Linked DNA regions of Homo sapiens: region 2 is linked to region 1. A link is a loop called in an ENCODE intact Hi-C map of the cell type or tissue named here. Cell type or tissue: dorsolateral prefrontal cortex. All regions are shown on one strand. Each heading gives the region's core, and the rest is flanking DNA. Links, peaks and the distances in the headings are about the cores only. Region 1 overlaps RIN2 (Ras and Rab interactor 2). Region 2 overlaps RIN2 (Ras and Rab interactor 2).

The links. Peaks named below come from ENCODE experiments on the same cell type or tissue, not always from the same donor. Only the 100,000 strongest peaks of a DNase experiment are listed, where the experiment ranks them.
Region 2: it touches region 1 in a loop (4-fold over the local background); 19 of 110 quality-filtered maps call a loop at or near these places.

What each region holds. Positions count from the first base shown.
Region 1 is chr20:19,878,311-19,894,151 of GRCh38, reverse strand. It overlaps RIN2 (Ras and Rab interactor 2), which reads right to left. Exons shown (of 13, transcript NM_018993.4): 3 at 4,494-4,586. The coding sequence starts at 4,550. Among named protein-coding and RNA genes, the nearest start is that of RIN2, 130 kb to the right of the region's middle. RefSeq lists an enhancer at 7,912-8,412. In dorsolateral prefrontal cortex, for the core only: CTCF peaks have their summits at 6,051 and 7,317; DNase peaks (open chromatin) are centred at 4,481, 5,661, 7,941, 8,801 and 1 weaker place; H3K4me3 peaks cover 5,635 bases; H3K27ac peaks cover 6,250 bases.
Region 2 is chr20:19,828,810-19,844,650 of GRCh38, reverse strand. The region is part of intron 2 of RIN2 (Ras and Rab interactor 2); the gene reads right to left. Among named protein-coding and RNA genes, the nearest start is that of RIN2, 78 kb to the right of the region's middle. RefSeq lists an enhancer at 5,771-6,272. In dorsolateral prefrontal cortex, for the core only: a CTCF peak has its summit at 8,640; a DNase peak (open chromatin) is centred at 8,630; H3K4me3 peaks cover 803 bases; H3K27ac peaks cover 5,923 bases.

The DNA of each region.
Region 1 (15,841 bases), core at 2,821-10,820:
GCAGGTAACTTTGGCTACCATGTGTAGGGTGTTACCCCTTCTCCCCACCACGTGTTTTGTTGTTGTTTTTGTTGTTTTTTGAGACACAGTCTTGCTCTGTTGCCCAGGCTGGAGTGTGGTGGCACCATCTTGGCTCAGTGCAACCTCCATCTCCTGGGTTCAAGCCATTCTCCTGCCTCAGCCTCCTGAGTAGCTGGGAATACAGGCGCCCATCATCACACCTGGCTAATTTTTGTATTTTCAGTGGAGACAGGTTTCACCATGTTGGCCAGGCTGGTTTCAAACTCCTGACCTCAAGTGATCTGCCCACCTTGCCCTCCCAAAATGCTACAATTTACAGGTGTGAGCCATGGCGCCCGGCTCTGCCATATGTTTTGTGGAGCAGGAAGATACCACTTTTCCCAGATGGTTGTGGAAAATTAACAATGGTGCTGTGAGTGCCTGGAAAATGGGTTTATCTGCATGGATGGATGTGGTCGGAGCTTCTGGGATGCGATTCCACAGTAACCACAGGGCATCTCAGTGATCCCAGAATGCTCAGATAATCTGTGTGTTATCCACGCACCTCATGTCCTCCAGCCTATCTGAGTCATGTCCATGAGCCAGGACAGATGGGAAACCACAAATCACTAGTAGTGCTAACTACTAGTGGTTAGCAACTCTGGCTTAGAAACACAAACTGGATGGGGAGGATAATGATGAAAAAGAGGTCCAATGATTGCCTTCCAATTATCTGTGCTTTACACAAAGTCACGTGAGCACTAATAGCCAAGAGAGGGATAATACTCATGTGGAATTCAGCTGTGAGCCAAGAATGTGACCAGGAAACCTCACGCTTTATGAAAGCATCCTCTCCAATTGTATGGCATCACTGGTATCTGCTGAGAAGTGCGTTGCGGTAGCATCAAGAGTCACTCCAAAACTTAGCTCCAACCATCTTCCTAAATGGTATAATGTCGACCTCAGCTCTCAAATCGAAGTCCGCTTCCTTGGGAAAGATTTCTCTGGAACCCCAGATTAGGTTATATATTCTCAGGGCTCCTTTTACATCTCCCATGAAGCATTTTTAAAACATGATTTATAATTATGTGTCTGGTGCTGTGATTATTTGATTAATATCTTTATTTGCTACCAGACTGAAAGCTCCATGAGGTTAGGGGTGGCTTCTGCTTTTTCTCTCCCTGGCCACGTACAGAGCTTGGCTGCTCATGGGCGCTTAATAGGTGAGAACTGAAATAAAGCATGGTGAGTCAGAGCAGGGCCAGTGGGTCCCAGAAGGTGGCCACTGGGTGACAATCCATCTCAGCACCGAACTCCCCTCCAGCTTGTTACAAATGAACCTGCAAAGAATCAGTACTGAATGTCCAAAGGGCAGTTCACTTCTCCTCACAGAGAACTACATGTGAATATTGGTGACTAATTACGGAATAATTGTTACAGCAAAGAATAACCATGTCTAGAAGGAAGAGGAAGGAGGCTGGGTGCGGTGGCTCACGCCTGTAATCCCAGCAGTTTGGGAGGCCAGGGTGGGAGGATTGCTTGAGCCTGGGAGCTCCAAGAAAGAAAGAAAGAGGAAAGAAAGAAGTATAAAGTAACTATATCATTTACATGGAGCATCTGACTTAAATAAATTAAACAAGGCTGGGCGTGGTGGCTCATGCCTGTAATCCCAGCATTTTGGGGGCTGAGGCGGGTGGATCACGAGGTCAGGAGTTCGAGACCAGCACGGCCAAGATGGTGAAACCCCGTCTCTACTAAAAATACAAAAATTAGCTGGGTGTGGTGGCAGGCACCTGTAATCCCAGCTGCTCGGGAGGCTGAGGCAGAGAATCGCTTGAACCCGGGAGGCAGAGGTTGCAGTGAGCCGAGATCGCACCACTGCACACCAGCCTGGGTGAAAGAATGAGGCTCCGTCTCAAAATAAATTAATTAATTAATTAATGAATTAAACAATTTAAACTCTGCCAAAAACACAAAATTACAGACAAGTTAAATAGTGCAGGTGCCTTTGCCAATATTTTCATGGGTATTTGACCCAGGAGAGGTTACATGGCAGATCTCACCCTTGGCGGGGTCAGGCAGACCTCTCACCTCTCACCTGATTGGTTCTTTCCTATAGCATAGCCCAGAAATACAAGTCAATGACTTAACTGCTGTCCCACTGAAAACTCAAATAAAAACAAATATGATTTTCTTAGAACTGCAGGAAAAACTGGCTACAATGGACTTGATGATAGGTAGTACATTGGGCCCCTCAGGGCACCTTCCTAAGAAATGTTCAAAGGCAACTTTATACTCCATTTTCTTCTTCTTCTTCTTTTTTTAGATGGAGTCTTGCTCTGTTGCCCAGGCTGGAGTGCAGTGGTGCGATGTTGGCTCACTGCAACCTCCTGCAACCTCCACCTCCCAGGTTCAAACGATTCTCCTGCTTCAGCCTCCTAAGTAGCTGGGATTACAGGTGCAGGCCACCACACCCAGCTAAGTTTTGTATTTTTAGTAGAGATGGGGTTTCGCCATGTTGGCCAGGCTCGTCTCGAACTCCTGACCTCAAGTGATCCGCCCACCTAGGCCTCCCAAAGTGCTGGAATTACAGGCATGAAGCACCATGGCTGGCCTCCATTTTCTTCTTTTGCCTTGACTTTAAAATCTAACTACTATGTAAGATACGGCTCCACTGTGCTTCCTGACCATCATAAGGTGGTAATTATGGACTAGCCAATATTTAGGCTGATCTAGACAGTGCTTTGGGTTAAGGAGAGGTTTTGGATCATCCCTCTTAACAGGGGGAAATAAATATCTCAGCATCAGATGCAACTCAGGAACCTGGAGGATGACAATTGGGCAACCTGGTGGGCTTAGCTCTTGATCTACAGAGGACTTGAGGAGCTCCTTACTCTCATTTGCCTCCAATGGGTGGAGGTTATACAGGTTTGATCAAAACTGAGTAAATCATTTGAGAACTGAGACTACTTTGTCCACAAAGCTTAACTATTAGGATTGATAATTGAGACCATCTGTGTCAACATAACGTAACTCATTCTTCCAGGATCTTCTTGCCCAGAAAATTAAGACTGTAAACCAATAAATAACTTCACTGTTTGTTGCAGGAAATGTCTACACACTAATTTGTCCTGGCAAGCAATTTGCTCACCTGGGAAAACAGCTCACTTATCAAACAAGGGTTTACTTGTCAAGAGCCACTTCAATATACTAGTCTTGCTGTATCCACCAGTCCCAAGCTATTGTGGCATAGACGTCACTGAAATCAAATTAGTTCTCCACCTTGAAAAATGCAGCTTGAAGGACTTAGGCCTAGATCCCCGAATCCTATAAATCTGCCTCTTAATCTCCCCTGGCTTAGACATGAATAAGACTGTGTCCTGGTGATGTTCTTCCTTATTTCAGTAAATCTCATGAACTTTGCTTTATCAGCAGGTTCTTCTGATGGTTTTTTTTTTTTTTTTTTTTTTTTGTAGAGTCAACAGTTGACACAATATATCAGTTTTGGTCTCTTGGAAACAGGAAACATGTAAATAAGTGTTAATAGATACTTCCAACCCATAAAGGTTGGTTAATTGTTAAACATAGTCACTTGTCCTCGGTAATAAAATCTCCTCCGTCTTCCTCCTCTGAGGACAAGACCTGGTGTTGGAACACTGCCTATGACAGATTTCAAGTGCATATTTTACCTCCATTTTTCTACCTTTTTAAACATAATTCTGTATTTTCAAAATTTTCTATACTGAGGATGCCTTAATTCGAGGGTGAATGAAAGGAAACAAAGCAAAAAGCCACAAGAGGGGAATTGATTCCCAAGTGTAAATCAGAAGCGACCACCAAGTCTTCATTAAATACACACACACAGAGTACATAAAACACCCATTTAAAATCTTATCTCATTAAGCTAGCAAGGTAATTTAGTCCCATTAACATCAATATGAACACAGAAGAGTTAGACAGTTATAATCATGCTTCCTCATTATCATAAGAAGCCTTTGGGGATGTTTGATAAAATATACCAGAAAATAATATTTCATCATTCTAAGGTGCGGTCCAGGAAGCTGTTTTTTGTTTGTTTGTTTGTTTGTTTGTTTGTTTTGGAGCCCTTCAGTGATTCATACAAACAAGCCAAGGAGAGAACACATGGACGACAGCATTGATTCACTGGAAAGCAAAGTACAGCTTCCACCATAAAACCCTGCAGCTGAAAAAGGACAAACTGAGCAGCTCTCAAATAAAGACAGCCTCAGCCGTCTTGCACAGCACGGCCCCTCTCCGTGCCCGAGTCCTGTGCCTGTATGAAAGCACTAAATCACAGACCCCGCAACCTGTTATAAGCCCTGGTAACAATCAGCAGCTGGGCTCGGGCAAGCTCCCTTAGCCGGTGCTGGCTCAGAGAGCAGACTTCCCTCAGCAGCTCCATGGAGCACCGCAGCTCCCAGGCTCAGGCAGCAAGCCGACGAGTTGAGATCCCAATCAAGGCTTCCTTTTACCTTAAAGAAACTTCCTCGCTTGTCCAGACCGCGGGCGCCCATGGTCCAAGCTGTCATTTCCCCCAGCGAGGCTCCACTGCACGCCGGGGACTCCTGAAGGTAGAGACATTTTTAATGGTTAGTCCAGCCTGTAGGAAATTCCTTTCTAAGCCACAGAACACTCACAACAACAGTCCTGCCAAGATCTTTTTCCGTCAACAACACAGTGCCATTTATTTCCCACCAAGGCCTTACATCTCCCTTCAGCCCAATTTCCTGTCCCCACCAGCGCAGTTCCTAGACTGCCCCACCTCGCCAGCCCACCTCCCACCTCTGCCACTGACGTAGAAGGTCCTTGGGACTTCAGGAAGCCTAATGATTACTTTGTGTGTTTCACCTCCTGCTGAAATGTGAACAGACCCAATATTAGATGTCCCCATCATCTGCACTGGAAGTTTATAGATTGAATGTGGCTGATCACAGAGGGACAGCTGAAGAAGGAGGTTCTGTACATCCCAGGAAATCCTGCTGGAAGGGGGTGAGGTCATCCTTAGCTCTGCTGGCCTCTCCCCCAGGCAAGGTCAACAGAAGGGCACTGGGAAGAAATTGCTCTATTTTTCCCTTAGAAATCAGAAATATTTGGATAAAATCCTGTCACTGTTTACAGGGATCAGTTCACGGAAGAGGACAACATGTAAACAGCTTCACGATCATCCACAAAAGGGGAGCTGAACGTAGAGGAAAACTCAGAGGCAGGGTAACAACACAGTTCTGAATTCTAACTGTAGCTTTTTGGGCTTGGAATTTCCCCTGCTAGGGCATCAGATCCCAATAATTCTTCCCTTTGGGTCACAAAGCCTTCAACATTCAGTTCTAAGTTAAACATACACACACCTCTGCCAGCTGACCTGGCTCAGGCCTTCACGCATTGAGGGGGGCCTGGGGGAGCAACCCCAAACCCTTCCTTACCCAGTGACTGTCCCAGGATCAAGTATAAAACCACCCTGTCTTTCCTCATTCATCCCTTCTCGCCATAACATGCACAGGAGGTAGCTCATGCCAACCGTGACGGACACAGAGGAAGGCCAGTGAAGGGAATAGTGAGACTGTCTCTTGCACCATCAAGGAATATTCAAAGTGGTTCAGCTGCAGGGGTGGGTAGGCACTGAAGCTAAGGCAGCTGCTGCTGCAGGTTCACTGAGGCTGTTTCATTATTAGCTGAGTGGCAGAGAGCCAGCGACACAAACAGGACATTGAGGGCGATATTTAGGGACGTTTCAACAAGTGGAAAAGCATGAATCTATAGCTGAGAAGTGCATATCAGTGAGTGAGCAAGGATCTTTGCACAAAGGTTTTTTTCGGCCCCACGATTTACACCCCTGCTTGCACTCACAGTGAGTTGTGATGATCTGTGCACGGAATCCCATCTAGAAAACAATAGTGACACAGAGCATCCCACCCCTCCTTCCAGAACCATCGTCTCTTTGTGTCAGTGCTCCGTGCTGTGGCCACTTTAAAGATTTGACGGGGTCTTCCCTGTGTTTCTTTCCACTTGTGATCCTGCTGGGATGAAGGCCAATGTTCCAGAAACCTCCTGAGAAGGCAGTGTGCAATTTTGCTGACTCTAGAAGTTCAGGTTCTGGGGTTCATCACTCATTAGCAAAAGGCCACAGGTTGGAGCAACTCCAGAAAGAAATCACAGTGCCATGCTCAGAACTAGGGACGGAATGGGAGCCACACTGTCACCTTGGGGAGCAAACCATGACCTGTTTAGACCCAGAAGCACACAAATAAAAAAGCATACCCTGTTTTAAACCAGGCCTAATGTCTGGAATTCTTTTTATTTCAGACATTTCTTCGGCAGGGGATTTGATGTCACCTGGCAGTTCAGGAATTGCTAAACGAGAGCCAAGACTTCATTCCTCATCCAGACTTAAGTTCCTTTGTTCTGTTCTGAAGTTTTCCATATACAAACTCTTTCTGATGAGCCAGGGCAGACAGGGAATTTTGCCTACAGCATTGGAGCAGTTTAGGTTCCAGAAATGTACTAGTTTATTTTAATTAGCTGCCTGAAAACTTCATGTGTACCCTTTAACCTCCAGCAGTCCTCAATTCACCATCCAGTTTGAATTCTGCTCAGGGCAGGCAGATCCATCACATTTCAAAAGATGCAGGTGGCATCTCTCCTTCATAAGCTGCTCCAAGAGGGAAATGAGAGCAGGTGACAGGAACACACTGCCAGGTGCAGCAGCAGGTACATCCCATGGGATTAAATGCTGGTGGCCATCCAATAGTTCAAGCAGACAGTACATAGCTTATTATTATTTTAAAAAATAAAGTCCTTGGCCAGAAAAACAAAGTTCTTGGTCTGTGCAGTGGCTCATGACCAGCATTTTGGGAAGCCAAGGCAGGAGAATCACTTGAATCCAGCAGTTTGAGACTAGTCTGGGCAACATAGCGAGACCCTGTCTCTAAAAAAAATTAAAAAAAAAAAAAATAGATGGGCATGGTGGCATGCTCCTGTAGTCCCAGCTACTCAGGAGGGAGGATCACTTGAGCCCAGGAGATTGAGGCTGCAGTGAGCCATGATCGCACCACTGCACTTTGGCCTGAGCGACAGAGTAACACTCTGTCTCGAAAGAAAAAAAAAAAAGTTCTTCAGGGCCCCAAAAGAGTTCTGGTTTAAGATCTTTCTGTAGTAGCTATAGTTAGCTATAGTTTTCTTCCCCAAACCATAACCTTAGACACCTTGACTCAATATTGACAGCAATTTAATACCATTTAAAACGATAACTTCTCTTCACCTGCGCTTCCCCATGCCTCCCCACAGATGTCACCCCAGCAGCTTCATCCTAAAACCATCCCAGTAACAGGCTAGACTAAGAAACAAAAAGGGTACCGTAGTTTGAGAGGCTGTGAAATTCCTCCAGACTTGTACCGGTTGGAAGCTTGTTCTTTTCCTGGCTTCCCTGAAGGGTAAAGTGGATTCTTGAGAAAATGAGTCCAACATGTCCAGTAGATGTTTCCAGATACTAGCTAAAAGCTAGCAAAAAAAAAAAAAAAAAAAGAAGAAGAAGAAGAAGAAGGCAGCCCTCATAGGACTAAGGACACTGCAAACATTTGGGAGCTGCCAAGCCCTTTCAACAACACCACTGAAAGAATGTAAACGGAGCTGGTCGCGTTGGTCGGCGCTAATGGACAAAGGCAGGAAGTGACTATTCCTCATTCTCCTAGAGACACCAGCCTCTGTCACTTTATAGTAAACTCAGTGGTGGCTTTCCGTGTGGCCCCAAGAGCGACTGCTGTGGTAAAGCAAAGTCTGTCCTTAAAAAGCAGAAAGGATTCCTGCGTCCCCTGGCTGGGCTCCAGGCTGCACTGCCTGCCTGCTATGTGAGACCGCTGGAGGCTGGCTCCCCAACCCATTCTACTGACAGCCACTGAGGCCAGGAGCTGAGGCTGCCACCTGGACCCTGGCTGTGGGCTGGCTGACTGGGGTTGAAACACAGAGTCCCCGATTTCCATTTCACTGATCAATGGAACTGGGTTGAGTCACTGGCATTTTCCCAGCTTTTGCTGCGCCGGGCCACAGGCCAGATCTTGGCAAGATACAGAGCTTGAGAAGGATTAAGGACAGGCCTGTTCCCTCCTCTGCCCTCCCCCGTCGCCTATTCCCCGCCCACCTCTACTGTCCCTTCCCCACCCTTCCCATCCCCTCCGCTCCTCTCCTCTTCTCTTAATTTCTTTAGTCCAACGTAACCTTCCTATTTTGGGGGAAGGATTTTATTTTATTAATTGACCAGTAAAAATTGTATATATTTATGGTATACAACATGACATCTTGATATATATAGGTATACATATTGCAGAATGGCTAAGTGAAGCTAATTAACATATGCATTACCTCATATGCTTTTTTTTGTTCTGAGTGCACTTGTGCACTTACAATCTCCTGTCTTCGAAAATTTTCTTTTCTTTTCGTTTTTTTTTTTGTTTGTTTGCTTGTATTTCTTTTTCGAGACAGGGTCTTACTTTGTCACCCAGGCTGCAGTGCAGTGGCACCATCTCAGCTCACTTTAGCTTCCGCCTCCAGGGTTCAAGTGATTCTCCTGCCTCAGCCTGCAAGTAGCCAGGATTACAGGCGTGCACCATCATGCCTGGCTAATTTTTGTATTTTTTGGTAGATGTGGGGTTTTACCATGTTGGCCAGGCTGGTCTTGAACTCCTGACCTCAAGTGATCCACCTGCCTCGGCCTCCCAAAGTGCTGGGATTACAGGCATGAGCCACCGCTCCCGGCCGCAATTTTCAAATACGCAATACATTGGTATTAACTACAGTCACCGTGTTGCACAATACGGCTCTTGGACTTTTTCCTCCTTCTGAACTGAAAGTTTGTATCCTTTGACCAACATCGGCCCAATCTCTTCTCCTCTTGCCCCCACCCCAGCTTCCTATTTTATGCTATTTTATTTACTTTAGGTCACAAGTGCAAACCCACAAAAGAAGCAGCAAAAGCAATTATATTGGATTCCACTACTCACAGTTCTGACTTAATAGACACTTAGTGTACTCAAGTCCTGGATTCTCATCTCCGTGCTGCATGAGGTTGGCTACAGAAGCTTTCTAATCACAACCTTCAGTTTTTCTTTCTAGCCGTTAAATGAGGCCGGGCAGCACGGACTTCAGTCTCAGTAAACAAGACCTCGTTATTGTAATTATTTTACAGCCAAATTGACTGAAATAGGAAAAAGTGACTCACCCTAGAGGACCTGTCAGGTCAAGTCCGAATCTAAGAAATGCATCTCACTTTTTTTGCCTGGTCGCTTAACCAGCTCCCAGGGAGACAGGTCATCTCTCCTTTTAATGCTTTTTGTTTTTTTCTAAGAGAGGTAGGAGGAAATGGAGGTGGCTCTGTGTCTGGGTCCAGGGAAGTTCTCTGAATATTTCCATAATTATCTTTGTATTACTCAATATTTTACACGTTGGACAGACAAATGTTATTCCAGGATCAGACTTGACAATTCGAACTATGTGAATTGAAAGAAATTTTTAAAGTGTCTTGGATCACTGTTTGACACAGGTTTTCCCTCACCCAACAGTCATTTTAAAAAAAAATTTTAAGTTTGAAGGTCATGAAAACTTTCCATTGAAAAGACAAGCTAATTTACGAGAAAGAAAGAAGTCATATGGAAAGAACTGTATTCCCAGCCCCCTTACTCAACAACAGTGTTTTAATTTTAATTTTAATTATTGTTTTTGAGACAGGGTCTCGCTCTGTTGCCCAGGCTGGAGTGCATTGCTGCAGTCACGGCTCACTGCCCCTCAACCTCCTGGGCTCAAGTGATTCTCCCACCTCAGCCTCCCGAATAGCTGAGACTACCAGTGTGTGCTACCACATTCAACTCATCTTTTTATTTTTATTTTGTAGAGACCAGGTCTCCCTCCCTATGTTGCCCAGGCTGGTCTCAAACTCCTGGCCTCAAGCAATCCTCCCGCCTTGGCTTCCCAAAGTGCTGGGATTACAGGCGTAAACCACCACGCCTGGTCCTAATCCTATTTAAAAACTCTTGTTGGCCAGGTGCTGTGGCTCATGCCCGTATGCCTATAATCCCAAGCACTTTAGGAGGCCAAGGCAGAAGGAATGCTTGAGGCCAGGAGTTTGAGACCAGCCTGGACAATATAGTGAAACCCTATCTTTCACATAAAAAAATTAAAAAGTATTTTAAAAATGTAATTAGGAACAATGTCCAGTGCCTCAATTTTTCTAAGAGTAACCTTTTTTTTTTTTTTTTAACAAGGTGGTGTGAGGTGCGGTGGTTAAAACTCCTTTCTACCACTTACAGGACTGGCCTGTAAATGGGGTTAATTCTGGTGGAAGTCCATCCCTTCTTTCCTTGGAAAACTGGTTCACAGACTCATAGAAACTCTCACCTTGTCCACACCACAGAAGCCCTGCTGGTGCCCATGTAGTTACTGGCCATGTGACCACCCGAGGGCAACAGGTGGGCTCCTCTGCTGGTTAGAAAGTCCTCCTTTTCTGACTGGACATGGTGGCTCATGCCTGTAATCCCAGCACTTTGGGACGCTGAGGTGGGAGGATCACTTGAGGTCAGGAGTTCAAGATCAGCCCAGGCAACATAGGGAGACCCTGTCTCTACAAATAATAACAAAAACATGAGCCAGGCATGGTGGTGAGTGCCTAGGGTCCCAGCTACTTGGGAAGATGAGGCAGGAGGATTGCCTGAGCCCAGGAGGTCAAAGGTGCTGGGAGCCATTATCGCTCCGCTGCACTCCAGCCTGGGTAACAGAGAGAGACCAGGTCTAAAAAAAAAAAAAAAAAAAAAGTCCTCTCTTTCTGGAGTAGGAAGCTTCTCTCACCTCCTATCCAATGCCCTCATTTTCCCCCTTGGGCCATTTAAGAATTAGCCTCCTGAGGCATCCCTCTTCGCCACCCCTGCAGGCATCCCTTATTCCTCTCTTGACTGATGGCTTCTCCTGCACCGGTGGCCCAGGCCTCAGGGCTGATGGACTCAACTCACTTGGAATATGATTGAGCAGGGAAAGAGGGGTGGCTTCCCCTTGGCTACCCGCAAGGTCATTGAAAAGTCTGCATACAGTTGACCCTTGAACAATGGATGGGGTAAGGGTTCTGAGCCGTCAAAAATCTGAGTACAACTTTTAACTCCCCCAAAACTTAGCTACAAATAGCCTACTATTGATCAGAAGCCTTACTGATAACATAAGCAGCCAATTAACCCGTATGTTATGCATTCATAAGATACCTAGCATTGTCTTAATTTTTTTCAGTATTTCTAGGCTACACAACTTGTGCGTTTTTTTCAAATTGTTGCAAATCTCCCCCAGAATTTTCCAATATGTTTATTGAAAAAAACCCGTGTATACATGGACTAGTGCAGTTTGAAAACCTGTTTTGTTCAAGGGTCAACAATATTTCCAAACCTCCTCACTCGAAAAGCTCCATGTGATCAGTGGTCACACAACATATGTGTGCAGTAACTTCATGCAATACAGTGCAGAGGTGTCATAAGCCACCTCAGCCCGTAATCCACAGAATCCCATGGACAAAGAAGCCACACACACTGGGACTTCCTCAGGGTCTACTCATCAACCTGTTAGCAGTTGAGTTTAGAGCTTTCTTTTCCAAGGCTCTCTGTCCATGATGGTAAAAGAGTCTATGTAGGTGATTATTTTTCATTAGAGGTTGTAATCTGGCAGCTTTGGATTTTGTGTGTGGTATGACAGTTTTTTCATATAGCTATTCATTTAATTTTAATTTTATAGAAAATAGTTTTAGGGATGAATACTTTCCTTGTAAACTTTGTAAAAGAGACATGATTGATCAAAAAGATTTTTGTCTTCGTGAAACTTTACTGTTTAAGATTCCTGCTCTGTGAGGTGTTGGCTGTTTTCATTATTTCTATGAAGTTCCAAATTCCCTGGGTTACATTTGGAATGTCCGAATTTTGTAAGACTGATGCTTCCGTCACTTGTTCCATCATAACAAGTGTGACTGGGTGTAGTTAGTGACAGCTGTCATCAGGTTTTCTTCTACCAGTATCATTTTTCTCAGACCAAGTTTTTTTCACTTTCCAAAATTACAAGCAAGATAAAATTCATCAATTTATGTTTGGATCTATCACAAATTCTGTTGAGTGCATCTTCACCCATTTCATTCTGAAATGGCTACAATACCAGTGATTTTGTAATTCTTAGACAGTCAATAATGAAAGTAGAAGCAATTCCACAGAAACTCTAGGAATATTCTTTGGCCCAGCAATGGAGTATTGAAATTCTAAACACAATACTCTTTATTCTTACAATGTTTTTTGTTTTGTTTACTAACAGCCTATGTCATTAGTGGAGTAAAGAACATAAACAAAGTCCACAGGGTTACATGAAAATGTCCTGAGTCTATTAGCCAGGTGTGGTGGTGCATGCCTGTAATTCCAGCTGCTACTCAGGAGGCTAAAGAGGGAGGATCTCTTGAGTCCAGGAGATTGAGGCTGTGGTGAGCTCTGATTGCAGCACTGCACTCCAGACTGGGTGACTCTGTGAGGGGCTCTGTCTCTTTTAAAAAATAAATAAATAAAATACAATGTTTTGGGTCGAAATGTCATGACAACCAGTGCTATGAAGGAAAAAGAGAGGAACATCATCCCTATATAATAAATTAGCCTCTAGGATACATCTTGCCTGGAATCTCATGTACTAATTTGCTTCTTTTCCTTCATTTTGACCATGTATATGCTGATGTCTTTCCAAACTTTCCCCTTCACCATCAGGGTGTTTACCCTTCCCTTTAGTTAGTGATGCGCAGGGAAATGTTTAACAACTGGCTTTCTGGGAAATAAAAGCCCCGGGTTTTAGCATTTGCCTATTTTGTGGTGTAAATACTCCCATCATGGCTGGTTTCAAGCTACCAGTGTGACATCAACAGACTTGGAAAGTTCATGAAATTTTAACAATCAGCTCTAGTGAGCAGGGAGAACCAATTCCAGGTCACCACTATATTTAATTCACTAATTCTAAACCACAAGGTCTCTGAAGAGGTGGCTTTTATTTGATTCTTCATACACTTAAGTAATAAAAGATAGCAAAAGTAAGAAACTAGATCTCTAGACTGAAACCAGTGCTTTATCCATGAAACCACATTATTTGTCACTAGTAGGACACGAAATATTTCTGGCTCTCATCTTAACCAAGTAAAATGCTGCCATCGGGAATAGTTAAAGGAAGCCATATGTTCGGTCTGTTATTTTAGACTTAGTGGGTTCCATTTCTATGGAGGTTGAAGAGAGAAGAAGAAAAGATCTTCCTTTATGGAACCAGACATTAGAGATCTCATCTGCTTGTTCACAGTGGTGTCTTTAATACCTTACGTGCTGCCTGGTACGTATGTGCTCAGTAAATGTTTGCCGAATGAGTAAGTGCATAGGATTTTACAAGGAAGTCATCTAGGCTAAAGAGAAGGGTTTTTAAAGAATGACTTTCTCGGCTAGGTGCAGCAGCTCACATCTATAATCTCAGCATTTTGGGAGGCCAAGGCAGAAGGATCTCTTGAGCCCAGCAGCACAGCAAAACCTCATCTCTACAGAAAATTAGCTGGGCATGGTGGCATGTATCTGTGGTCCCAGCCACTCAGGAGGATGATGTGGAAGAATCGCTTGAGCCTGGAAGGTCAAGGCTGCATTAATCATGCAACTGCACTCCTGCTTGGGTAACAGAGTGAGACGCTGTCTCAGAAAAAAAAAAAAAAAAAAAAAAAAAAGAATGACTTCCTCTAAAGCATAAGATGATAGGAAGAGCCATGCTTATCTTTAAGAATTCCTAGGACAGATAAACGCCAGCAACACACATACCATGCTGTTGACCCACAAAACATGCTGGAAATTTTTTTTTTTTTTTTTTTTAAGACAGAGTCTCACTCTGTTGCCCAGGATGGAGTACAGTGGCATGATCTCGGCTCACTGCAATCTCCACCTTCCTGGTTCATCAATTGTCTTGCTGCCTCAGTTACCTGAGTAGCTGAGATCACAGGTGTGCACCACCATGCCCAGCTAATTTTTGTAATTTTGTTAGAGACAGAGTTTCACCATGTTGGCCAGGCTGGTCTTGAACTCCTGGCCTCAAGTGATCCGACCGCCTTGGCCTCCCAAAGTGCTGGGATGGCATGAGCCACTGCAACCGGTCTGGAAAAAAATACATATTTTTTGATACCACTTTGAAATACCAAAGAAATGAAAGAGTTTAGGGAGTCCATGTGTTCTCTCTGTGGTTGGATTTTTCTTACAGAGTTCTATGATCTGAAGATCTTTCCTCTCTCTATAGCATACAAACCTACTTTATTCTCTACAAGTCCACTAGCCAATCATGTTTCTCAGCCCTTTCATTTTTGCACAAATTGGAATTCTAGAGAAGTCTCCGGGTGTTTGTCCAAGTCAACACATCAGCATTGAAGATCACACAATGAAAAAAGTCCACGGAAACACGTGCTAAACTCCCAGTGAAATATATCGACCAGTGAAGCAAATTGACCACGCTGTGTGTTTGTGCATGTCTTTGCATCCATGTGTTGTAGGATTAGAGCCTTAAAATTTCCATGCTTTCTCTTAGGAAGTGGGCCGGAGAACAGATAGCCTCCTCTGAAGAATGTCTTCCTTGTAAGCCCACGGATTCCATGTGGACAGTCAGCGGAAGCACAGTGTCTAATATCAAAATAACAACATACCATGACACCTTCTAAACATAGTAAATGTGCCGATAACAGGTATTAATATTTAATACCATCACACAACCAGACTCCAGAAATTAGCAAGGGAAAAGCATAAAGAAAGTAACAGTTCTCCAAAATAACTTAGTATTTTGTGTGTCTATGAAAGAGTCATAAAAATCCATGTAATGCTCTCAGAGATATCTGTTGCCATCACCAGAAAGGTGGTTTTGGTGGCAGCAATTGTGCCTCAGAAGTTCAGGCATGTTTAAAAGTCTGTCTTGGCTGACCAATGGCATTCATGTCTTTTGTTAGGAGTGACAAGGACATAGGATATTTCACAAATCCAGTTTCCTATTATTCAGTTTTGCACTATTTGCAACTACCAAATAATTTCTGCTAGGCTCTGCAGGTTCTCTGAAGCTTAGGGTTTTCCTCTCAATGTTCTACCTCACCCCATCCTCTTGTTCAGACGTCTGACTCCTTCCTCTGGCAGTGGGGCCAGACAGGGCAGGTGTGGTTAGCATGGAGCCCAAGGTACAGGGGAGGAAGCAGGATTACCTCTTATCCATTGAGACTATTTGAGGGTGGGTACAAACTCATGTCCAAGAGAGACTGCTTTGAGTCATAATGATAGCAAAAGAATTAGATTATGGAAAACAGTAAAGCACGGAGGGTCGAGTGGGCCCATGGATGGATGGTCTGAGTTGACAGTAGAGACAGCATCATTGCCTGTGTCTGGGTTTTCGTGCCACCCATGAGGATGCTGGGTGGACACTGGCATTTTCAGGGACTGAGGCAAGAGGACAGATGGAAGTTCACTTATACTTTATGTCTGAATATTAAAAAAATTATACATCAAGAGAACAAACTGTTAACTAAAGTATGTTCTATTCTCCTACCACGACAAATGTGCCTTTACGAGGACTTGGGAAACCTGGTTTAAATTTAAAATTCTCAGACTCGTCTGTGTTTTGTCCCTGAACATGGGGACATGGGGTGACCCTGGTTTGTTACACCTCTTCTCCCTCCAATAGCTCTGTGGATACCCCATCCTTCATGTCCAAGTGCTGTGCATCCTTTATTCCCTCCCACACTTTTCAGCCTATGGATGCTACTCCAGGAGCAGAGTCAGCCCAT
Region 2 (15,841 bases), core at 5,006-13,005, 52 kb after region 1:
AAGAAGAAGAAGAAGAAGAAGAAGAAGAAGAAGAAGAAGAAGAAGAAGAGGAAGAAGCAGCAGCAGCAGCAGCAGCTCTCTAGTTGGCCATGTTCTCCACCATTCCCACCTGTCACACACCAGCCATGCACCCATTTGCTTGACTACCTAGTTTTTGAGCTTGTGTCCCCTGCAGTAGTCATTCCTTTGGGACAATAAGACTTTTCTGAGTTACAATAGGCTAATGTTGAAAGCAATATGGTTGCATGCTATTGGCAATAGGAAAAATTGTAGCAAAATTAAACACCATTATTTATCATGTTTATATTCGAGTGGTTTCAGTTTAACCTTAAGGGGCTTTGAGCCTTTAGCTTATATCTTAGTAGAATAGTTGGTCCCAGATTCAAAGGCAAGTGATGTTTTTTTATCCCTCACATATCTGAGGTAATGAAGTGTTTAATGAGGGAACTCCCAACAGCACAGGCTTGAAATTACAAACTGTTTCCAATCTTGCCAGCCAAACTGGAAAAACACTCCACCAACATCATTTCTAGAGCTACTCTCCCTTATTTTGGCATTGGAATTTGACATACTGGAGGATTTCAATATGATTTACCATCATATTGAAATTAAAGATTTATTCTTCCCCACTGAAGGTATTTGTACTCTAAAGATTGTTAATTTGCCCAAATCATGTTGTTTTTAAAAGTTATGAATAGTTAATGAGTCAAAGAATTGCATGTTTTATAGAAGGATAAAATGTATTCTTTATAAAGTCAGTAGTTTCTATTTGAAATCATTTTGAGGACTAAAGGTTATTTTTTTTCAGAATAACTTTTTACTTCTAATATGATTAGTTCTTTTCAAAAGAAATTAAAGAAAAGTGACTATATTTTTCAATATTGCTTGTCAGTTGATATTCGCGCATGCTGGTGGATTGTGGTAGTCCAGGCACCTCTTGGAGTTACTGTTGGTTTGGTTCCAGACCACCACAATAAAGCAGATATCACAATAAAGTGAATATTGCAATAAAGGGAGTCATGCAAAGTTTTTGGTTTTCCAGTGCATGTAGAAGTTATGTTTAGACTCTACTATAGTCTATTAAGTACCTAATAACAATTTGTGTATGTAAAAATACTTTATCTCCGAAAAATACTAACGATCATCTGGGCCTTCAGCAAGTTGTCATTTTTTGCTGGTGGAGAGTTTTGCCTTGATGTTGATGGCTGCTGGCTGATCAGAGTGGTGGTTGCTGAAAGTTGGTGTTGCTGTGGCAATTTATTGAAATAAGACAACAATGATGTTTGTCACATTGATTGACTTTTTTTCATCAAAGATTTCTCTGTAGCATGTGATGTTGTTTGATAGCATTTTACCCACAGTAGAACTTGTTTCAAAATTGGAGTAATCTTCTCAAATCCTGCCACTACTTTATCAACTAAGTTTATAAAATATTCTAAATCTTTAGTTGTCATTTTAACACTGTTCACAGTATCTTCACCAGGAGCAATTCCATCTCAATAAACGATTTTCTTTGCTCATTTGCACGAAGCAACTCCTCATTCATTTGAATTTTATCATGGGATTGCAGTAATTCAACGACATCTTCAGGTTCCATTTCTAATTCTATTCTCTTGCTGCTTCTACCACATCTGCAGCAGATTCCTCCACAGAAGTCTTGAGTCCCTCAAAATCATTCATGAGAGTTGGCATCAACTTCTTCCAAACTCCAATTTATACTGATATTTTGACCTCCTCCTGTGAATCATGAATGTTCTTTGTGACATCTAGAATGCTGAATTCTTTTCAGAAGATTTTTCAATGTATTTTGCTCAGATCCATCAGAGGAATCACTACCTATGGCAGCTATAGCCTTACAAAATGTAGTTCTTAAATAATAAGACTTGAAAGTTGAAATTACTTCTTGATCCATGGGCTGCAGAATGGATGCTGTGTTAGCAGGCCTGAAAACAACACGAATCTCTTCTTACATCTCAGTTAGAACTCTTGGGTGGCCAGATGCATTGTCAATAAACAGTAATATTTTTAAAGAAATGTATTTTTTTCTAAGCAGTAGGTCTCAACAGTGGGATTAAAATATTCAGTAAACCATCCTGTAAACAGATGTGTGGCTGGGTGCAGTGGCTTACGCCTGTAATCCCAGCACTTTGGGAGGCCGAGGCAGGTGGATCACCTGAGGTCCAGAGTTCGAGACCAGCCTGGCCAACATGGCGAAACCCCATCTCTACTAAAAATACAAAAAAAAAAAAAAAAAAAAAAAAAAGCCAGGGATGGTGGTGAGTGCCTGTAATCCCAGCTACTAGGGGGTGCTGAGGCAGGAGAATTGCTTTAACTCAGGAGGCAGAGGTTGCAGTGAGCCAAGATCGCACCACTACACTCCAGCCTGGGCAACAGAACAAGACTCTGTCTCAAACAAACAAACAAACAAACAAACAAAAAAAACAAAGAAACAAAAAAGCAGATGTGCTGTCATACAGGCTTTACAGTTCCAATTGTAGAGCACAGGCAGAGTAGATTTAGCCTAATTATGAAGGGCTCTAGGATTTGGGGAATGATAAATGAATATTGGCTTCAACTTAAGGTTGCCAACTGCATTAGCCCCTAACAAGAGTCAGCCTGTTCTTTGATGTTTTGAAGCCAAGCATTGACTTCTCTCTAGCTATAAGAGCTGTAGATGACATCTTCTTCCAACAAAAGGCTGTTTCATCTACAATGAAAATCTGTTGTTTAGTGTAGTGAGTTGCAATTATCAATTATCTTGGCTAGATCTTCTGGACAGCTTGCTGCAGATTCTCCACTGGCACCTGCAGATGGCCTCTTTTCTTAAATCTCATGAACTAACTTTGTTAGCTTCAAACTTTTCTTCTGCAGCTTCCTCATGTGACTTAGCCTTCATATTGACAAAGCTCCCCAGCAGGACCTGCACAGAGTAGGTACAAGGGCAGTTCTGCCTGCAAGCCAGCCTAGCCCTGTGCATCCTTAAATGCTTTTTCTCATTGGTCCCAGTTCCCTTCCCTGATTTTCAGCTGTGGGATGCTCTCACAGGTTTCAGTGTTTGAAAAGGTCACTTTTGTCACATGATAAGCCCCTTTACAGTGTGGATGCCTGGATCATCCCCCAAATAAACATGAACACTTTATAGCAGGGAAAGAGGAGACTCTGCCTTTATGGTTCAGATCGTCATTTCAATGGTGGCCTTTTTAATTCCATAAGCTGGCAAAATCTATGGGGCTGCGTTTGTTACTCCCAACTCCAGGTGAGGTTATAGATTTAATTCACTTCAATAGAACTGAAAGAACAAAAGCCAATTCATGTTCAAGCCAGCACTGCCAAAAAAATCACAGTAAAGTCCTTTTGAAAAAACCCTTCACCGAGTGTGGTGGCTCACGCCTGTAGCCACCTCACTCGGCTAAGGATTTTTTCAAAAGGATTTTACTGTCCTTGGGAGGCTGGGGTGGAAGGAACACTTGAGGCCAAGAGTTTGAGGCTGCAATGTGCTATGTTCACATCTGTGAATAGCCACTCTCACTCTCACTCTTGGCAACATAGTGAGACCCTATCTCTAAAAGAAAATAAAGTCCTTGCCGGGTAGTTAACGAGGGATTGAAAATGACCCATAGGATCAAATGTTCCCTAAAGAACAGATAACTTTTGGAGAATAAGAGAGGCCGAAGAAAAAAGAGAAAAGTGAGACAAAAGTCCACACTGGAGATGATGGAAACGTTCTTACATGTGGGTTATGTCTCATCTCTCAACAACAAACTCTCTTAACCAGTTTTCAAGATTTGAAATCTGTGAGTTCCTAGAAAGAAAAGACATTTGTTCATCAATTGCTCTGGATAACTCTGAGCATAATGAGGTGCCCATGAAAGGAGCTTGTGGAACATGCATGAAAAATGCTCTACGGGTCCCCAGGAAATGGAACTGTGTGGATTCAAGGCTTTGTCTCTCACTGCCCATCCTGGATGAAGATGTTCTCCCAGCACTTCAAGGCGTGACTGAACGTAAGGGCATGTAAAGACAATTCCTCAATTAACAGAAGTGGTTTCTGGTTGGCTAAGGGGCATGGGGACTTACCCTTGACAGAAGCCCATGAACAGGCTATGTCAACAATGATAAGGCATTCCTATAAACTGTGGGGAAGGGCTCTCTATGGAAAGGAAATGACAATGTGTGTTTGCGCTTTAAAAAAGAACATAAGAACAACTCTTTCTTTTAACTTGTGTTTCCCCAAGTTGCCTGCTCACGGTCACGCTGGTGAAAATCAGGCACCTTGTAAGGATAGACAACCAACCAACCGCAAACTGCTGCCCAAGTATGCAGTGCTGAGCGTGGCCACTGTCTTACCAAGGTGTGGCACCAGGGAAAAGGAGTGGGGAAGGAAACCCTGAGACCCAGACTCACCCACTTCCACTGGCAAACCTTTGTGTGACCAGGAATGTTCTCTCCAAGTTTCTGTTTCTCTGTTTGTGAAATTTGAGGTTGGAGTTGGCTAAAACTAAAAGTGTTCAGCTTTTTCCTTGATTATAGAAATAATAACTACTCATTGTAGGGAATACAATAAAGCTGGAAGAAGAATATCAAAAACATTGATAATCTTGCCACCTCGAAGTAACCACTGTTATCATTTGGTATATTAATTTTAGGCAATTGTCCTCAAATACATGTATTAACATATTTTTTATAAATAGCTACTCTTTCAAATTCTTTGCAGTTCTAAGGCTTTACTGCTGCAGGAAAGGCGGGTTTCAATTTTGCATTTACAGAAGCACTTTTGATTTAAAGATACTGCTTACTCTCACTTTAAACATGTCAGTACTGTACATTTCAAATGTCCCATTGGATTTGAAGCCAAGTGTTTTAGATAGGATTCATTCAGAGGGTGAGTGGGAAAGGGGAGGACCTTGCTAGCCATATTGCACAAAGAAAAGTGGAGAGGGAAGGGGTACAGGGTTGCAAAGGTGCAAGAAGAAAGGCCCAGGAGAGAAACCAGAGGTAAGGGTGGAACTAGATCCTCCAGGGGGAGGTGGTAGAGAGAAGGAAGGAAAGGATCTTCTCTAGCCAAGCAATTCTCTTAAGACAGAACAGACTCTGAGTGGGTAAATAGCCCCTGGTAGAGAAAAGCATTAAGCCAGGGACCCAGAGACATGGTGAACTCCATCACTTAGGTGGTTTTGTGACTTTGGCTGGGTTATGGAACCTCATCGAGTTTCCATGTCTTCATCTGCAAAATGTGGGCAGCAGGTCCTGCTCAGTCGCCACACTGTGGCTGGTATGATACGGCGGATCTAGCCCATGAAAGCTGTAGGCAGGTTCCAGGGCATGCCCAAGGGCAAGTTATTCTCACTGCCATGAGGAGGGAGGTCCCATCCTGGCCTTTATTCATTTTCCTTCTCAAGTATTTATGCAATTGCGTACCAACAAAAGGGACTTTGTGCACAGTAGCTTTTCTCACCGGTTTTGTTCCTCCCTTAGAAACCACATGGTTGTCAGGCAAAGGTTAAAGCTGACAGGGGGATCGTAACAGATGCCAGGGAACATCCATGAGGCGCTGAGCACTGGGGCTGCGCAGACTCTGATTTGTGCTCCTCCCACTGCAGAAACAATCTCACCCAACAGTCCTGCTGGAATCCTGTTCCCAATCATCAGGTTGGTCCACTCATGGATGGATTTAAAATGATCCTAGAGGCCTCCCGGGCCATCCAGGCTGACAAGCTGGTGTTGTCAGGCCACTGGGTGGAGGTTTGGGGGCTGGAGAGGAGGCTCGGGTGAAGTCTCGGGGACCCCAGTGTGTGGGGAGGCGGTGGTACCCTCAGCACCAGCCCTGCACCCAGAGTTACTTCCCACACTAGAGAAATAGACGCCGGAGTGCAGGTGTGCAGAGACTTGCCAAGCTATCCAAACAGTGCCAAACCTGTCTGCAAAAGACTCATCCAGGCCATTGGTTTAGATTTCACCACAGTTGGGAGTATGATTTCCTGTAGCCATGCGGGAAAGAGACCTGACTGGAAGCAGCCAGCTCCAGCCCCCAGCATGAATCCCAGTGATAAAGGGAGTGGCTACAGCCACACACGATCCTCCCAGGGTCACACAGCATTATTCATAATAGCCAAAAAGTGGACCCAATCCAAATGTCTATAAATTAATGAATGGACAAACAGAATAGGGTATGTCCATACAATGAAATATATATGTAGTTATAAAAAGGACTGAATTACTGATATGGGTTACAACATGGATGAACCTTGAATATGTATGAACCTTATAGTACGTAGATCATACTTTAATTTTTAGAAAGTACAAAAAGTAACAGTCTTATTAAAATTAACATCACTCTTAAACTTGATTGGGTAAATTAATTAATTAACCAGGCCATATCTCTCTTCCTCAAGACACAAAACAAATGCAAGCTTAGTTCACAATATCCTATGCAATGTAGTATGACTGATCTTAGACTTACTTATTGCAGAATCTGTTTAAAAAGAAGTCAGAATGTAACTAGCAAAAGTTACTTCATGTTAAAAGAAGATGGAAATAGCCTTCCAATGAGAGAAGATATGTTTTTGTTTTTTAACTAAAATCTGAGGATAATTTTTTAATTAAAAAACCCTCTGATTTTTGTGAAGTGACTGTTTTAGCCAGCTGAATAAATTACTTTCTTTTTCTTGTCCCCTCCACTCAAAATATGTTTCAGATATATTATAGTTAAGTCAATAAATAGTGAAACCAGATGAAAATATAGGCGTATGTCTGTCTTATCTCTGGATTGAGAAGATAATTCTCAACATTCACTCCCACAAGAAAGGAAAGGAAAGGAGACAGGGGAGGGGAAGAAAGAAAGGAAAGAAGGATGGAGAAAGAAAAAGAGAGGGAAAGGAAGAAAGGAAAGAAAAAAGAAAGAGAAAAAAGAAAGAATCAAGGAGAAAAAGGTTGACAAATTTAATTATATTAAAAATAGTTATCTGTATATCAGCATATATAATAAACAATTAAAAAGCAAAGCAAAAGCTTGGCTTATCATTTGCTAAGAATTTATAAAAGATAATATACTTAACTTATAATGAATTTAAATACAGCAATAAAAACTCTAGTATCCCAATGGTGAAATTAGAAATTTTGAATAGAAAAAACACAGGATAGAAAAGACATGTGATTAATTTGAAAATGTTGAAACTTCCTAGTAACAAAAACGCAAATTAAACTGACAACAAGAGACTATTTCTCATTTGTGAAATTAGTGAAGATTAAGAAAGAGATAATGCTTCCCTGTGGATTTCTCAGAGCCTTTATTTTCCCTGGAGGTATTTTAATTTTCTTTGAATAGTTCATGTGTATTGAGTTAATTCTCAAGTATATTATTTCCTTTTTGCTGCTATTACATGAACAGATTCTGGGCTCACACTGAGCTGGGTTAAAACCCAAGCTGTGTAATTCACTCTGTGTGTGTGTGTGTGTGTGTGTGTGTGTGTGTGTGTGTGTGTTGGGGGGGGCGGTGTGTGATGTTCAGTGTTACTTAATCTCTCTGAGGCTTAGTTTCCACACATATCTGCAAAATGGGGATCATTACAGTACCCATCTTACAGCAGTGTTGTATGGAAATTATATAGATAAAGCTTTAGGGGAGGTGTCTGCACATGATATACAATAAATGGTAGTTAATACAATGGCGCAGTGGCCAGGATGAGGCTCTTTCAATATCTTCCCATTCCTCTAAAATTAATACTTGTCACTAAGACTCTGATGCATTTTTGTTGCTTTTTATAATAATGTGATTATATACCTTGAATTTGGCAAAAATCAACAAAAATTTATTTAAGAAAATAGTTAAGTTCAGCAAGATTATAGGATGTTACCTATAAACGTAAAAATCAACAGCATTATTTAATGTTAGTAATGGAACAGAAACTCATTATCTTCCTCTATCATAACAGCTACAAAAATTAAATAGATGAGAATTACATAATTCAATAAACATAAGAGCCGTTCAAAATTATATAACCCTAATAGGAGAAATGAAGAAAGATTTAGATAAATGGAGAGAGAGAGAGAGAGAGCTCATGGTCTCCTAATTGGTAGATTAGAAATTCTATCCATGAAAATATTCTTTAATTTACTATCAATATTTAATGTAATTCCAATTAAAGTAGGGACATAACTGTGAGGAATTAAGTTAGATCTAATTAGTCCAATTTTTCTGAAGAAGGAGCCAGTGATCTGTAATGAGAATTACAAATCTTTTCATGCTCTAATATTTAAGTTACTAATGTGGAAATTGAGGATTAATCCTTTAATTTAGTTTTGGTGCGATGGCGTCATGAGGAACTAGTCACTTATGAATTCACTCAAATTTTAGTTAATTGAAACAAGAATTTACCTGGAAGAAATGGGGATCTCTTATGTTCAGTGTTATAATCGCTGGAGCACTCAGTGCATTAATTCTGTAACCCATTTTGCCTAGTGGTCTGCAGTCGACATGGATTGTGCAGCATCTGATGTCACCAGATGATACCAGTCGTGGGAACAAAAGTGGCTGAGCTCAGACCACTGCTCTGTCCCTAAGTGCTTGGTGCAGAGCTCAACTCTCCCTCTGGGATGCAGAACAGGGCGACTTATCTGGTAGCCCGGAATACCAGATGGCCTGGCCATGCCCCAAAGGAACAAAGGCAGCCAGTCCCGGTCCTAGCACAGTGCCCAGAGCTCAGAGGAATGTGTGACAGGCAAGGACCCTGGATTCCCTCATCGACTGTCATCCTTAGAGGAGCAAGATGCACTCTCTCCTTCTGGCCAGGAACCTTTCCTTCTGTAGCTTTTCTGCAATTAAACAAGTTCATGGAGAGGAGAGATTTTCCTACTCAGCCTGGTTCACTAAACGGAGTGCTTGAAAAAAGCTTGAAAAAATTTAAATAATTCTGAGCATCCACTCAACTTCCCATTCATATTTGCTGTTACTTAAGCAAAGCAATGCAGGCCCGAATTTCAGGGAAGACGGCTTTTGAGATAAACTGACTTCTTTCTGTTAACTAAATATTTCCTTACCATTTGCCTTCAGGTACTGATTTATTTACCTTAGAGTATAGCTTTTTAAATGCTGATCTTTTAATTGCCTCATGTAAATGATGTGAAATTCGGTTTACTCCTTTTATAACTCAGTAGACTTTATTTATGTCCTTTTTTATCTGATCTCGTTTAAAGTAATATAATGATTGTTATTGAAGACTTTAAAATATTCTGCCCTCAAAAAATTTTAATGAAGTTGAAGGCAAAAACATTTACACATGAGCACTTCAAACAATAAAGAAGATTTATATACATTCCACACACATACCTATAGATACACACATTCACCACCACCACACACCCACATATGTATATGTATATAAACAAAACAATGTGCTATAATTTACACAATTACTAGTGCAGACATGAAGAAAATGATAGATGCAATGTGGGAGTTAGTCTAGGAAATCCCTCCCTTCCTTCTTCCCTTCATTCCTTCCTTCCTTCCTCCCTCCCTTCCTTCCTTTCTTCCTTCCTCCCTCTTTCTTTCTTTCTTCTTTCTTTTTCTCTTTCTTTCTCTTTCTCTTTTTCTCTTTCTTTCTGTCTTTTTCTTTCTCTTTCTCTTTTTTCTCTCTCTCTTTTTCTTTCTCTCTCTCTCTTTCTCTCTTTCCTTCCTTTCTTTCTTTCTCTCTCTCTCTCTCTCTCTTTTCTTCACAGGGTCCTGCTCTGTTGCCCTGGCTGGAGCGCAGTGGCTTGCTCTTGGCTTATTGCAGCCTTGACCTCCTGGATTCTCTTGCCTCAGTCTCTCAAAGTGCTGGGATTGCAGGTGTGAGCCACTGTGCCTGGCCTAGAGTCAAGTTTTAAAGAGAATGATGAACATTATTTATTATACAACTTAAAAGACAGAAGATTGGGATGTCAGGTCTACATGTTACCACAAAAGATAAGAATAATACAAAAACAAAAGAAAAAACTAAAAAGACCGAAGATCATTCTATTTTCCTAGTTTGCATATTTATGAAATCTGAAGACTAAATACAGCCAACAGGGCCAGCCATGAGGTGCCTCCCTTCACACCAGTATTCTTGATTTGCTCCTCCACTTTTAAGGGGGTGGGAGGGCAGGAGGAGGAGCCTGTCAGGGAACCAGAGCGTCGCACTGGGTGGGAGGTTGCAGCTGTGGGGCTGAATGCTGCTGCTTACTAGCTGTGCGATTTGGGTTAGGCCATTTGTCCTTCCTGTGCTTAGCAGGGTACCTGGCACCAAGCAAGTGCCCCATAAACATGGGCTATCCCTTCTCCCTGCTATTGTCACCCATAGGCAGCTTCCACTTTGGCAAAAATGGGTCCCAGTTGCATCTTCCCACTTAAGCAAAAAGCTGAATGAGGGGATGTGAATTTGCTCGTAGGTAATCTGCTGCTCATGCCAGTGGTTTATTTCATGTTCTTTATAGGTGGAATATTTAGGGAGCTGCCTATGGGCTGATCCATTAACTAGGCTCTGACAGTCTGTACTAAGGAGATTAGCAGGAGTCACTAAATGATCCATAACCATTACACACACTAGGGGAAAACCTTGCACCCAGCACAAGGTCCCTCCACATTTCATGTGATGCTTAGTTGTGGGTTACCAGGCCACTGGGGGTCTCACTCACAGGGGATCCTTGTGCAGGCGATGTGGTGGAGGAAAGCTCTCAGGAGAAGGGGACGGGGACAAGCAGGAGGGGGCAGGGGAATGGGACCTCAGCAGGATGCCAACCTCAGCCTAAGCCTGCAGGGAGCTCTGGGGTTTGAACACAGATTTGGTCCTGCACTGGGGCGAGGGGACTGCACTTTTGCACCCCTGTGCTAGTCAGCCACGGGCTGTGGGCTGCCTTGCATCTCATAGGGGAGAATCTCCTGGGGAGGGAGGCCAGTTAGCAGCCACCACTCCTAACACGGTGGGGCACCAGCCCAGGCTTGAAGATCTGGTGGGGCCCCAAGCGCACTGCTACACTCACTACTCATATAGAGATACCTTCTGTTCTCTTCCTTGTGCATGTAAGACCATAAAACCAAGTAATTGAGAGCAAAATATTCTTGGCATTCTTGCTATTTTAAGAGCTCAACACGTTGTAAACAGTAACTCAGAAAAGCTGAACACCAAGGGACATTTGTACTTAACTGGCTTTTAAAAAATATAGGTTTTATGTGGACACGGGAAGGGGAACAACACATACCGGGTCCTGTTGGGGAGTCGGGAGTGAGGGGAGGAAACATAAAGGATGAGTCAATACGTTCAGCAAACCACCATGGCACACGTATACCTACGTAACAAACCTGCATGTTCTGCACGTGCATCCTGGAACTTAAAGTTAAAATATATATATATAACCTATATCTATCTATCTATATATAGATATAGGTTTTATTATGATTTTGTTTTGGCAAGACCAGCATATCAGGAGATGACTATCATTGAAAAGACGGTTTGTTACTCACAGATCCCAAGAGGAGGGCTTGCCACGTTGTCAGGGGCCACACAGGGAAGCACCAAGGTCTGTTAGAGGCAGAAGGTGAGGGGAAAACTGTGGGCGGGAGCTTTCACTGTGGTTTCCGTGGGGAGGAACATGTAGGGCAGGGTAATCCGGCTTAGGAGTGGGTGGTTTGAATAATTTCATTAGGCTCTGGAGCATAGGGGCTGCTGTGGTTTGAATGTCTGTGCCTCCTTCAAAATTCATGTTAAAACTTAATCCTCAGTGCAACAGTGTTAAGAGGTGGGGCCCTTAGGAGGGGAGAAGGCCATGAGGGACCTGCCCTTATGAATAGATTAGGGTCTTACCAAAGGGCTTGAGGAGGTGAGTTGGCCCTTTCTGTCCCTTCTGCTGCATGAGGACAGAGCATTCGTCCCCTCCAGAAGATGCAGCAACACCTGGAAGCAGAGAGCAGCCCTCACCAGACACTGAACCTGCTGGTGTCTTCTTCTTGGACTTCCTAGACTCCAGAACTGTTAAGAATAAATGCCTATTGTTTCTAAGTTACCCAGTCTGGGGCACTGAGGGACTAAGGAAGGGGCTGTCCCTGGTTGTCTGGTACCTGGCCCCGGGGTGATCAGGGCTGGTGGGTCATGGCCCGGAGGGTGGGAGCACATGAAAGAGGTGGCTGGGATGTGGGCTACAGAGTGGTTGGTTTGCCTTTGAAAGGCGTGCTTGAGGGTGAGTCTTTTTTACTATTTCCAAAAATTAGCCCTGGGAGGGACAGTGGGGAGCAAGAGGGAGGCAGTCTAGGGAGGTGGGGAGAGCCATCGGGATGCCACACAGGTCTTGTCTCTGTAAAGGAGAGTGGGGAGGAAGGAAGGTTGGGGACAGCATCCTAGATCACCATGCTGGCTTAGAAAGGTTGGCAAGGCCATCTGGGAGTCACAGAGCCAGCGATGACTATCAGAGGCCGCCTGCGTCCTTGGGAATGTGCTTGCCTTAGTATCCCCACTGGGCTCAGCCACTGGCTTAGAAATTTAGTGATGGATTAGAGAGCACAGCAGGTGGTGCCCTCGGCCAGTCACGTCCCCTTTAGTTGCAAATCTGCAGATACATTCTCACCACCACACAGTGTACGGATGAAATGCATTGAAATAGGTGAAGCCCTTGGAACACTGCCAGGTACATGGCGAACACTGTGTAAGATCTGCTATCATTATTATTATAATTGTTATTATTCATTGCTAGAAACATTATCTGTATGGTAGAACCAATACATGCATTTGTTTTTGTTTGTGTTTTGCTTTGTAGCTATCTCCTATAAGAAGGAGAATCCATGTATTTTAAAAGTCTATGTCTAGGGTGATATGAACTATTACTATTTAACTTTCCATATGTATTTATTGTATCTACTACAATAAACTTGCAGAATATAGCTCTTATATTTCTTTGTCCTCCCTGGAACACTTACTGTATATCCAAGCTCATTGTACCTGCTCAACGAATGTTTGCTAAATAAACGATGGGTTCAAATGTATCAGGGAAATTACACTGATATAATCTCAAGTACTTGACGGGCTTAACTTTATCTTTGAAATCAGTTCATAAAACAATCTCGGTCTACTCTTCCTATTCAGTCACACCTATTTATTTTCCCAATACTTTAAAATAAAAAGTTTCAAACAGAGTGAAATTGAAATAATTTTTCAGTGAACACTCACATACACACCACCAAGATTTTACCACTGACATTTTACAATATTTGTTTTATCCATATTTTTCCATCTCTACCTCCCTCTACGCATCCCTCAATCCATCTTACTTTTGGTGCATTTAAAAGAAAAACTTGGATGTCTGTACTTCCCACTAAATACTTCTAACATACATATCACTAACTAGAATTCAATTTTTTCAGGTTAAAAAATGTTAATGTAAAAATTTATGTTACGTTTTTAGACGAACGAAACTACTTCCAAGCACCAAGTACCAGACATCTCCTTGCTGAGAGCAGTTGGCAGCTTCACATTTCTAAGGTGAATTGGGTGCCCTGGGAGGGTGGAGTATCTACCCGGAGTGTGGCATGCTGGGGCATCTGTGTACTTCTAGAAGAGGCTGATGGTCATGGGTTGGGGTCTCCCAGAAGCAGACTTGGAGACAGAGTTTAGGGTACAAGAGACTTATTAAGGAGCGCCCGTGGGATCAGTGCCTGTGGAATGGGAAGGAAGCAGGAGTGGACACGGGGACATGGAGATGAGGTTCAGGATTCAGGATGAGTCAACCTTATAGGGGTGTCCCGAGGTGGGGTGAGATGGCTATGCCATTGTACCCCCACCAGCATCAGTCATCGCTGGATGTGGGTATCCCTGGGCATGGCATGACCCTTGCCTAGGCAGCCCCCTTCAGCCAAGGTACCCCTGCAGGGGCTGGTGGCAGCTATAGACTCCCCATGGTCAGCACTCCCAGCAGCCGGGCAACAAGTCCCTCCTTAAGGGGCATCTGGTGGTGCATCACAGTGTCCACCATGCTAATGATACTGCATTCATTTTAGCAACACATCATGTGGCAGTTGTTCATGCTTTATTCCACAGCAACAGGAAATTCCGGCCCAACCTCATTGAGAGTCCTGGAAACTGAATGACTGGCCTTGAGTAGGTTGTGATAAACATTTGCTGGTATGTTATGCACTGTGGGACATGACATTGGAAAGGGCTGAGGCTTGTGGCTGATGGTCATATTATTAAGGTATCCCTCATGTGGCAGGAAGATGCTACACCTGAGAGTGCAGGGGGTCTTCACCAAACTGCACAAGAATGAAGCATGAAAGAGAGGCCAAGAAAGGATTCTAAGGTCATGCCATGTAAGTAAAAGAAGATTTGAGGCCTGGCATAAAAGTTAATGAAAAGCTAGCTTGGCTTTAGAGAACTTGGTAAAAAAAAATGTGAAGCTAGTTAGAGAAACCAGCAGTCTCATGACCTCACACAGTCATCAGGATTGGCCTTGGCTAAAAAACAAATGGTTTCATAAAAATGATATTTTAAAATGCAAATTTCATCCTACTCTCCCTTCCTTTGGAAAATATGTCTTCCTGAGGTGGACTGCTATCATTTGGGTATCCCCCAAATCTTTTGATCACAATCCGTATTTTGATAGTGTCGTTCAGGATAATTTCTGTCTTTCCAACATACGATGCAAAAATAAGACAACAGAAACCTCATTTTCTGGCCTCCTTGCTGCTGGGATATGGCTACGTGATTTAGATTCTACCACGCAGATGGGCTCCCACAAGGCTTTGTTGGGAACTGAGTGATGCAGGGAATGAGACAGAGTCAGGGGCATCATTTTGTGGTCAGGGGCCATGGCAGAGCTGGAGTTGCTCTGAGCAGCAGCCCTGAGGGGGTCTCCCAATTCAGCAGCTTCCTGACCCCTTCCGTAGTGGCCAACCCCTTGGTGGGCTGATTCTGGTGGGCCATTCTGGGAGTCACTTGGGAAGCCCAGCCTAAACCCCACTGCTTGATCCATCCCTTGACTTTGGGAACTCTGTTCCTCAGTACCCCTCCCTGCCTAAACCAGCTAGAGGCGATTCTCTAGTATGCATCTAAAAACCCTGACCAATACATTTCCTATAGTCACAACAGTGGATTTTTGAACTTTTTAAGCCGGCACACTTTCATCAAACACAACAGCCTATAGAAGCCCAGTATACAACGTAGATGATATACAAAATTGTTCTTCCCACCCTCCTCACTCTAGAGCTCTCTGTTGCTCCTGTGAACTCACCCCTGGGAGAAAGCATAGTTATTACAGAGGGTCCTTCATATACTGGATTCAATCCATTTTTTTTTCTTTTTTTGGCTTCATCTCCTATCATGCCCCCAAAGTCCTACAAATTAATAAGTTAATCCAATTTGCAAGCACGCCATACAACTTTGGGTTTCCATAACTGCTCATCTTCTCTTCTGTCTTCCTGGGATGTCTGTCATGAGTAGATCTGCCAGGAAAATGCTCATGTACTCTTCAAGAACCCAATCAATCAGAACCTCCATGAACCTCTCACCCAAAGCGTCCCATCATATAGGTGGCAATTTCAGTAGCCTCTTAGCATTCATGAGCCTACTATTTCCAGAGGTAGCTATTATTCTCTGCTGAGGATCCCAGGTAATCTGCATGTTTGCTGAGGCACAAATTTGAATCATTAGTATATTAAACGTGGTGAAATGCCCTGGCTTTTCCTTTCCTTCCACCCACCCTATCAACCAGGGCTTCACATGAGCCAAACCAAGCCTAGCAGGAAGCCAGTTAGCAAAGGGAGCCTCAGACGACGTAGCCGGTTGGACCATCCCAATGATCATACAGAGCAGAACAAGCAAAAATGGACCTAGGATGGTGGAGG